Regions from separate parts of the Homo sapiens genome. Here region 2 is linked to region 1. The links are chromatin contacts, found by POLR2A ChIA-PET in ENCODE. All regions are on one chromosome and are shown on one strand. Each heading gives the region's core, a stretch centred on a gene start or an enhancer-like site at or near the end of the contact. The rest is flanking DNA. Distances are from core to core; before and after follow the strand shown.

Evidence for each region. ChIA-PET counts read pairs that join two places held with the same protein, here RNA polymerase II (POLR2A).
Region 2: POLR2A ChIA-PET joins it to region 1 with 14 read pairs in PC-9. The contact joins the promoter of VSIG10L here to the promoter of KLK10 in region 1. POLR2A ChIA-PET finds 5 or more read pairs at or near these places in 2 of 52 experiments (HepG2 and PC-9).

The regions. Positions count from the first base shown.
Region 1 is chr19:51,016,993-51,021,561 of GRCh38, reverse strand. It overlaps KLK10 (kallikrein related peptidase 10), which reads left to right and starts at 1,853. Exons shown (of 6, transcript NM_145888.3): 1 at 1,853-1,935; 2 at 2,423-2,519; 3 at 4,272-4,452. The coding sequence starts at 2,432.
Region 2 is chr19:51,338,594-51,343,518 of GRCh38, reverse strand. VSIG10L (V-set and immunoglobulin domain containing 10 like) reads left to right here and starts at 1,380. Exons shown (of 10, transcript NM_001163922.3): 1 at 1,380-1,434; 2 at 1,512-2,366; 3 at 2,793-3,086; 4 at 3,220-3,504; 5 at 4,377-4,631. The coding sequence starts at 1,395. VSIG10L-AS1 (VSIG10L antisense RNA 1) reads right to left here and starts at 3,499. Exons shown (of 5, transcript NR_186316.1): 1 at 2,802-3,499; 2 at 2,345-2,453; 3 at 1,534-1,669. RefSeq lists silencers at 3,346-3,615, 4,266-4,605.

The sequences.
Region 1 (4,569 bases), core at 604-3,103:
CCTCCAAGCACTTTCAAATGTATCAACTTAATCCTCACAAAACCCTGTGAGGTCGGTACTGTTTTCATACCTATTTTATAGTTGAAGAAACAGACACAGAGAAGCAAAGTCACTTGCTCACAGTCACGTGGCTAGGAGAGCAAGGATCTGAAGCAAGGCGATCTCTTAATTACCAAGTGATGTTCCTGGAGTAAGGCTCTGTTTGTTTCCTTTCCTGTAAAATGCTGCATGCAAAAGTATAACACAGTAAGTAAAGAAGTCAGTTAGCCTGCACATACTAAGACCTAACCAAAGGAGCTTATTGTTTTTCTCCAACTTCCATGATAGGTAATTAGATAGTGGAGACCTCTGCTGGCCAATATGGTAGCCACTAACCGCAGCTGGCTCTTCCAATTAAAATTACATAAAGCCAGAAATGTAACTCCTCTGTCTCACTTGTTATATCTCCAAGGCTGGATAGCCACATGTGACTGGTGGTGGCTGGATTAGCTAGTGCATATAAAACATCACTGCAGAAAGTTCAGCTGAGCAGCACTGAGTTAGATGGCCTCTGAAGAGGATGTCCCACGGAGAGAATCCAGAACTCAGGATCTTTTTTTTTTTTTTTCTTTGCGACAGAGTCTTGCTCTGTCACCCAGGCTGGAGTGCAGTGGCGTGATCTCGGCTCACTGCAACTTCTGCCTCCCAGGTTCAAGCAATTCTCCTGCCTCAGCCTCCCTAGTAGCTGGGACTACAGGCCTGTGCCAACATCCCCAGCTAATTTTTGTGTCTTTTTAGTAGAGATGGGGTTTCACTATGTTGGCCAGGCTGGTCTCGAACTCCTGACCTCGTGATCCGCCCCCCCTTGGCCTCCCAAAGTGCTGGGATTACAGGCGTGAGCCACCGCGCCCGGCCAGCTCAGGATCTTTTGGGATGGTCTGTTCACCTCGCAGAAGTGGCTGGCATGAGCAATAGGAGCCCAGAGTGGAACCAGGGCCTTCTGGTTGTCAAGTGGACTTGCTGTGTGACCTCCTGTGAGTCTCTGCCCTCTCTGAGCCTCTCACTCCTCACCTGAGATGAGGGAGTTGGCTGAGGTGATGCCGATGCCCCTCACAGCTTTGACCTCCTATGATTCAGGGGCCTGTGTGTCACCTGGTGGCACACAGATGGCAGGGAGGGTGTGAGATGGCCACACATGGGTATGAGGCAGAGCCACAGCCCCCCCCAACACGCACATGGGCTAGTCACTGGGACACACACAGAGCTCACTCACGGCCACAGAGTGGGCGTGGGTTTCCCTTTTTCCTTGTTTCTGTTTCTCTTAGCCTCGGCGCCTCCCTCCCTCCCTCTCTCTCTCTCTCTCTCTCTCTCTCTCTCTCTCTCTGGCTCTTTTAGCCTTGGTTTGTTACAATCTCCCTTTTCAAGCCAGCCTCTGTCCCTCCTACTCAACCTGCTTTATCTCTAGGCCTTCCTCCTTCCTCTTCCACAGTCTGGCTTCTCACATTGTCACTCTAGGTATGCACTTCCCATTGATTTCCTCTTGCTCAGTGGCCTCTCATCCTGCCACCCCTAGCCTTGCTGGGGACGTGAACCCTCTCCCCGCGCCTGGGAAGCCTTCTTGGCACCGGGACCCGGAGAATCCCCACGGAAGCCAGTTCCAAAAGGGATGAAAAGGGGGCGTTTCGGGCACTGGGAGAAGCCTGTATTCCAGGGCCCCTCCCAGAGCAGGAATCTGGGACCCAGGAGTGCCAGCCTCACCCACGGTACAATTAGACAGAGGGAAAGGGAGGGAGCCCGGGGGTGGGGGTAGGGGAGGGTGGAGAAGCTTCCGGACTCCTTGGGGTTAAAAGGGAAGGTCCCGCCAGGGGTCCCTGGGCAGAGGATACCAGCGGCAGACCACAGGCAGGGCAGAGGCACGTCTGGGTCCCCTCCCTCCTTCCTATCGGCGACTCCCAGGTGAAGCTACCTGCACCCCACCCGGGTTGGGGTGGATTGCGAGAGGATGGGTGGGGACCCCCGGGCCACAGGCAGGAGCCGGCTTAGAGCCTCGGTTTCTCCACCTGCGGGACGCGGAAGTCCCCCCGCTGTGAGGTTGAGAAAGAGGCTCCCACTGGCTCCGAGCCTCGGATCCCCACCCCGCGCGTGAAGGAGGGGGAAACCTCGGGCGCGGCGTGGCTGCAGCCAGGGTAGCTGGGGCGCGGAGAGCGCTCCACTCGGGCACAGGGAGGACGGGAAGATGCCGCGAGGGGCGTCATTAGGGTAATTGTGCCCATTACCGCTGTTCCAGCCCGAATCTCCCGTCTGCCAGCCCCTGGGGTTATCGGCTGCAGGTCAAAAGGGTGCTTGCGGGCTGGGGTGGCCCAGGCTGGGCGGATGAGCGCGGCGAGGTGGGGGTCTCTAACGGAGCATCTGTTTTAACCCGCCCCTGCACACACCCCAGCAGATCCTGGCCATGAGAGCTCCGCACCTCCACCTCTCCGCCGCCTCTGGCGCCCGGGCTCTGGCGAAGCTGCTGCCGCTGCTGATGGCGCAACTCTGGGGTAAGGTCGGGGGCAGGGGGCGGGGAGAGGCGCCGGTGGGAGGCACGGGCGGGAGGAGAATGTGTTCCCGTCACCAAGCCCCGCGCACCTCTCCTCCCCCGAGACCCCAGCACCCACCCAGCGCTCCGGAGCACGGCCCGCCCCCAAGTCAGCTGGGCCCTTCTTCTGGCTCGGCCCCTGGGTGACCCGCCCCACTCAGGCCCTGTCCGATTTCTGCCACCCGGATCCTCGCTCTTCCGTGGACTCTTCGCCGCGTTCTTTCTCCTCCTCTTACGCCGCCCCATCCCGGCCCCGCTCCATTTTACACTACCGTGTTTTGTTTTGTTTGTTTGTTTGTTTGAGACGGAGTCTCGCTCTGTCGCCCAGGCTGGAGTGCAGTGACGCGATCTCGGCTCACTGCAAGCTCCGCCTCCCGGGTTCACACCATTCTCCTGCCTCAGCCTCCCGAGTAGCTGGGACTACAGGCGCCCGCCACCAAGCCCGGCTAGTTTTTTGTATTTTTAGTAGAGATGGGATTTCACCGTGGTCTCGATCTCCTGGCCTCGTGATCCGCCTGCCTCGGCCTCCCAAAGTGCTGGGATTACAAGCGTGAGCCACCGCTCCCGGCCACACCACCGTGTTTTATCCTGAGTCTTGCCTTACCGCTTTTTGCCCTCTCCCCTCACTTTTTTTCTTCCTCTTTCCCTTTCTCTCTCTTTTTTCTTTTTCTTTCTTTCTTTTCTTTCTTTCGTTCTTCTTTTCCTTCCTTCCTTTCCTTCCTTCCTTTCGTTTGTTTCTTCTTTCTTGTTTTACTTTCTCTCTTATTTTTTCTTCTTTCTTTCTTGTTTTTTTCTTTCTCTCTCTTTTTCTTTCCTTCTTTTTTTTTTTTTTTTTTTTTTGAGACAGGGCAGTGCTCTGTCTCCGTGGCTGGAGTACAGTGGCCCAATCAGAGCTCACTGCAGCCTCGACCTCCTGGGCTCAAGCGATACTCAGCCTCCAGAGTAGCTGGTACCACAGGCATGCACCACCACATCCGGCTTTTTTTTTTTTTTTTTTTTTTTTTGAGACAGGGTCTCACTCTGTCGCCCAGACTGGAGTGCAGTGGCCCAATCTCGGCTCATTGCAACCTCCACCTCCTGGGCTCAAGCGATCCTCCCACCTCAGCCTCCCAGGTAGCTGTGACTACAGGCGCATGCCTCCGCGACTACTTTTTTGTTGTTGTTGTTGTTGTTTGTTTGTTTTTGTAGAGACTGGGTCTTGCTGTGTTGCCCGGGCTGGTCTTGAATTCCCGAGCTCAAGCGGTCCAACCGCCTCGGCTTCCCAAAGTGCTGGGATTACAGGCGTAAACCACTGCGCCCCACCCCTCTCCTGGTTTTCAATCCCGTTTTGTTATTCACACCCCTTCCTCTCCCCGATCCCCGAGTTCTATCCCCGCACCCTTACCTCCCCGCCGCGTTCAATCCCCGCCCCTCTATCGACCAGCGACGTTCTAGCCAGCTCTCCAGGCGCGCTGCGTTCAGTCCCTGCCCTCCAGACCCACCCTATTCTGTCTCATTACTCCACGCTACCCTATCCCAGCTTCCTTCCACTTTCACGCGCTTCTTCTCCTCCCATTCCCTTCGGTGCACGCGAAACCCCCAATATTTCCCTACCACCCTCGCGTTCTGGCTGCGTCCCCCGTCCCCGAACGCAGTCCAGTGCCACAGCCCAGCTCCAACCCCAAACCCAGACCCTGCCCTCCGTGCTTTGATTCCGTCCCCTTTCTTTCTCCAGCCGCAGAGGCGGCGCTGCTCCCCCAAAACGACACGCGCTTGGACCCCGAAGCCTATGGCTCCCCGTGCGCGCGCGGCTCGCAGCCCTGGCAGGTCTCGCTCTTCAACGGCCTCTCGTTCCACTGCGCGGGTGTCCTGGTGGACCAGAGTTGGGTGCTGACGGCCGCGCACTGCGGAAACAAGTAGGAGGAGATCCATCCCCGAGGACGCCACGGGGGGCTGTGGAGGCGGCCTCCAGGGAGGAGCGGGCAGGGCGGGGTCTCTCGGAACTCCCACAGCTGGAGGTGCGGTCCCCGGTG
Region 2 (4,925 bases), core at 131-2,630, 320 kb before region 1:
CAGTATTATTACTGGTGAGAACTGGGCCAGGGTAAGCTTAGAGGACTGGGAGCTGAGCAGAGGCCCTAAGCTCCACATGGGATGGTGGGAAAAGCTATCAGAAGGAGTCAATGGTCTGACCATCCTGGTCCCAAGTCCAGCTTCTCCCTCTGGCTGTGCAACCTCCTGCAGGTCCCTTGACCTCTCTGAGCCTAAGTCCCCTGGCCTGCAAAGTGAGTATAATGACACTCAGCTTATAGGGTGTTTAGAAGTGTTCAGCCTGATAGTGCATAGGAAACATTTAGCGTAGTTCCTGGCTCAAATTAAGTGGTAATTATGGTTCTTAATAAGGTGAGACCTGAAGGACAAGTTGTGGTTTAGCCAGGTTGGAGGGAGGTGGAGAGTGGGAGAGAGCATTCCAGGTAGAGGACTGGGAGGTGAGATGGGCGGGCAGGATAAGAATGGCAGGATGTTCAAGTGCTTGAGTGGGGGCTGTGCATGAGTTTGCTTTGAACCTTGGATGTCTCCAGAGGGCACTGGGGAGCCAGGGGAGGGCTGTGAGCAGGGGGAGGCAGGTTCAGCTCTGGGTATAGAAGGACCCTGGCAGGGAATGGAGGAGACTGGGCAGAGGAGGGAGACGGGGCAGGAAGAGAAGACAGAGCCTGGCCAGTGAGAACTAGGGGGAGGAGGGTTGGACTCAGATCGACAGTGGTGACAGGGAGGGAGGAGGTGGGAATGTTCTCCAGCATTTGCGAAGACAGTGAAGCCATCCTGGAGGTGTGAGGAAGTTTGGGTTAGAGGAAAGAGTCTGAGTTTAGCGGGACACAGGCCATGTGAGGGCCTCGGGGATGCGGAAATGCAGCTCTGGTCTCAGGATAGAGGCCCTGGCAGGAGATAGCACCTGGAGACTTGGTTCTGAGGGCAACAGAGAGCCGTGGGAGGGTTTGGAGCAGAGGAGGAGCAGGGTCAGATGTATCTGAGGCTGCAGGCAAGACAGAGTGGAAGGAGCCAGGAGGCTGGGGAGGAGGAAGCCTGCTCTGAAGCTGTGGCCATCAGAGGTGGGGCTCTCGGAAAGGTCACCTCACCCTCCTCCAGGAAGTCTTCCTGGCTTTGTCTCACAAATTTGCTCCCACATTTTTAGCTGGGAATGTTTTCTCCAGCTTCCCCCTGGGGGTGGGGAGGGCAGGGATCAGGCTGGGCCTCTCTGCAGATGGGACCAGCTAATGAAGAGAGTGGGATGAGGTGGGCAGCTCAGCCACCACACTGGGGTTGAGGATCTTGGCACCTCCCTCTGGGTCTGGCTCCCTTCCCCTCCCAGGAAGCTAAGCTACCAGTCCTGTTGGACTCGTCTGACCCGGGAGGGATGGGTGCAGTCCTGGGTCTCTCTCCAGTGTCCTTTCAGTGAGGCCAGCACCATGGACAACCCACAGGCTCTGCCACTCTTCCTACTCCTGGGTAAGTTCCCTGCTCAGTCCCTTCCCTGTCAGTCTCCCTCAGCAGCCTCCCCCAATGCCTTCCTCTCTTCTCTGCAGCCTCCTTGGTAGGGATCCTCACCCTCAGAGCCTCTTCTGGACTTCAGCAAACCAACTTCTCCTCTGCCTTCTCTTCAGACTCAAAGAGCTCTTCCCAGGGGCTGGGTGTGGAAGTTCCCTCCATCAAACCTCCCAGCTGGAAAGTTCCAGATCAGTTCCTGGATTCAAAAGCCTCTGCTGGAATCTCTGATTCCAGCTGGTTTCCTGAGGCCCTGAGTTCCAACATGTCTGGGTCCTTCTGGTCAAATGTTTCTGCTGAGGGCCAAGATTTGAGCCCGGTTTCCCCCTTCTCTGAAACCCCTGGTTCTGAAGTATTTCCTGATATTTCGGATCCTCAAGTTCCTGCCAAAGACCCCAAGCCTTCCTTCACTGTTAAGACCCCAGCTTCAAACATTTCTACTCAAGTCTCCCATACCAAACTGTCTGTTGAGGCCCCAGATTCAAAATTCTCCCCGGATGATATGGATCTTAAACTCTCTGCCCAGAGCCCTGAATCCAAATTTTCTGCAGAGACCCACTCAGCTGCAAGCTTTCCCCAGCAGGTGGGGGGCCCACTCGCTGTGCTGGTGGGGACCACCATCCGGCTCCCCCTAGTCCCAATCCCCAACCCTGGGCCCCCCACCTCTCTGGTGGTCTGGCGCCGGGGCTCAAAGGTGCTGGCAGCTGGGGGCCTGGGGCCAGGGGCACCTCTGATCAGCCTGGACCCTGCTCACCGAGACCACCTGCGATTTGACCAGGCCCGGGGGGTTCTGGAGCTCGCCTCTGCCCAGCTGGACGATGCAGGGGTCTACACGGCTGAGGTCATCCGGGCAGGGGTCTCCCAGCAGACTCACGAGTTCACGGTGGGTGTGTATGGTAAGTGGGCCCTGGCGTCCGGCGTGCAGGCGGCAGGGGCTGCTCTGCTCTGCCAGGCTTTGGGCAAGTCACGGTGCTGTGGGGTCCCTGGATAGGAGAAGAGGACTTCTGGGTTGAGGAAGGGAGAAAAAGAGCTAGAGGTCAAGGCAGGGGTGTCTGAGCAAAGGTGGACCTGGGATGGAGACTCCTGGGAGCCTGAACTCCCAGGTCTGAGGGAGGAGGAGGAGGCTAGGAGCCTCTTCTGGCGAACTCCTGGGTCCCGGAGAGGAGGTGTCTGGGGGCTCAAACTCATAGGTTTATGAGAGGAGAGGGATGGGGGCTGAGACTCCAGGGGCTTAGAGGGAGCAGCGGCTGGGGTTCCCTCTAAGGGGACCAAAGATGGGCTCCAGGACTGGGTGGGTCCTGAGCCCATTCTCCCTCTCCCAGAGCCCCTACCCCAGCTGTCGGTTCAGCCCAAGGCTCCAGAGACAGAGGAGGGGGCGGCCGAGCTCCGGCTGCGCTGCCTGGGGTGGGGGCCAGGTCGCGGGGAGCTGAGCTGGAGCCGGGACGGACGCGCCCTGGAGGCGGCGGAATCGGAGGGAGCCGAGACGCCCCGGATGCGCTCAGAGGGCGACCAGCTGCTCATCGTGCGCCCTGTGCGCAGCGACCACGCCCGGTACACTTGCCGCGTCCGCAGCCCCTTCGGCCACAGGGAGGCTGCCGCCGACGTCAGCGTCTTCTGTGAGTGGGGGATGCCTCGGGTCGGGGACAGGGGGTCCTTGGGGAGAAGCGGGCTGGGGACCCAGTCTCCGGGAGTCCTAGCGGCGTCCCAGGTGACCCTGACACTCGCGGTCCCGACCCCTCCTCCCTCCAGACGGCCCGGACCCGCCGACCATCACGGTCTCCTCGGACCGCGACGCCGCGCCTGCCCGCTTTGTCACCGCGGGCAGTAACGTGACCTTGCGCTGCGCCGCCGCCTCGCGGCCGCCCGCCGACATCACGTGGAGCCTGGCGGACCCGGCCGAGGCCGCGGTGCCCGCGGGGTCGCGCCTCCTGCTGCCCGCGGTCGGACCGGGCCACGCAGGCACCTACGCCTGCCTGGCGGCGAACCCGCGTACCGGCCGCCGCCGCCGCTCGCTGCTCAACCTTACAGTGGCGGGTGAGAGGCTGGAGCGGGAGTAGGGGAATGCCTGGGAGAGGGGCGGGGCCAGAACGAGGGCGGGGCTAGAGGAAAGGGGCGGGGCCAGCAAGGAGGAGCAGCATACCGGTGGGTGGGGCAGGGCCAGCGGGAGGGCGGGTCACCAAGAAGGAGCTGGGATACCCGTGGTGGGGCGGGCCAGCGCGGAGGGGCGGAGACACCTAGGATAAGAGGCGGGGCCAGAAAGAGGATAAGGGAAGGAGCCAAATAGAGTGGCAGGGATGACCAGGACTGACGGGCCGGCCCAGCACTGAGAGGGCGGACATTCCTGGGCATGGAACACTCGACAAAGTCGACAAGCGGAGTTAAATGGCAAAGAGTGGGAGTTAGAAAAGGAAAGAACTAATTTGCTTAAGTGGGATCAGCAAAGGGAGAAGTTACCTGGCAAGGGGGGCGGAGTCACCAGGGAAAGGGGCGAGGTCATTTAGAAAGCGGGCAGAATTGTCTTAGAAAGGGGAAGGGGTCCACAAGGAAGGGCGGAGATATCTGGGAAAAGGGGAGGCTTCTCGGAGTGCAATCCAGGAGGGGGCGAAGTAACCTGGCAGAAGTGGGTGGAGCTGGAAAGGAAGGGGCTGAGTTACGTTTGGGAAGAGAAATATCATTGTGTGAAGATGCAGTTTTCTTAAGAAAGTTGGGCAGTCAGCAGGGCTGCGGGCTACCCACTTAGCGAGGAAGTTAATGGGAAAAGGGAACGGGATCGCAGGAAAAGTGGGGAGTGTGAGCGCCTATGGGGTGGGGCTAGTGAAGAAGGGTGGAGTCACCGCGCGGGGAGGCGGGGCTGGAGAAGAAATGAGAAAGGGACTCCATCTTCATTCTCTCCCTTCTCTCCGCAGACCTGCCCCCCGGGGCCCCACAGTGCTCAGTTGAAGGGGGTCCCGGGGACCGCAGCCTCCGCTTCCGCTGCTCGTGGCCCGGCGGGGCCCCTGCTGCCTCCCTGCAGTTCCAGGGTCTCCCCGAAGGCATCCGCGCCGGGCCAGTGTCCTCTGTGCTGCTGGCGGCCGTCCCCGCCCACCCCCGGCTCAGCGGCGTCCCCATCACCTGCCTTGCTCGCCACCTGGTGGCCACGCGTACCTGCACAGTCACGCCGGGTGAGAGGGCGCGGGGCTTTTTTGCTGTTTCTCGAGGAGGAGGGAGACTTTTTCTTTGGTCCTTCGAAAATTCTGAAGGGGTATGGGGTACGTCCTTAGTCCAAGAAAGAGGCAGGACTTCACTGTCTTCAAACTAGAAAAGGGACAAAGATTTTCCTATACCTCATGGTGGCGGGGTGCAGGGATGGGGGTATTTTTCTGGACACAGGAAGAAGGCCATCACTTTCACACGTGTTCAGAGAGATAAAGCAGTGATATTTTAAAAAGTAACAAGGCCGGGCGCAATAATCGCAG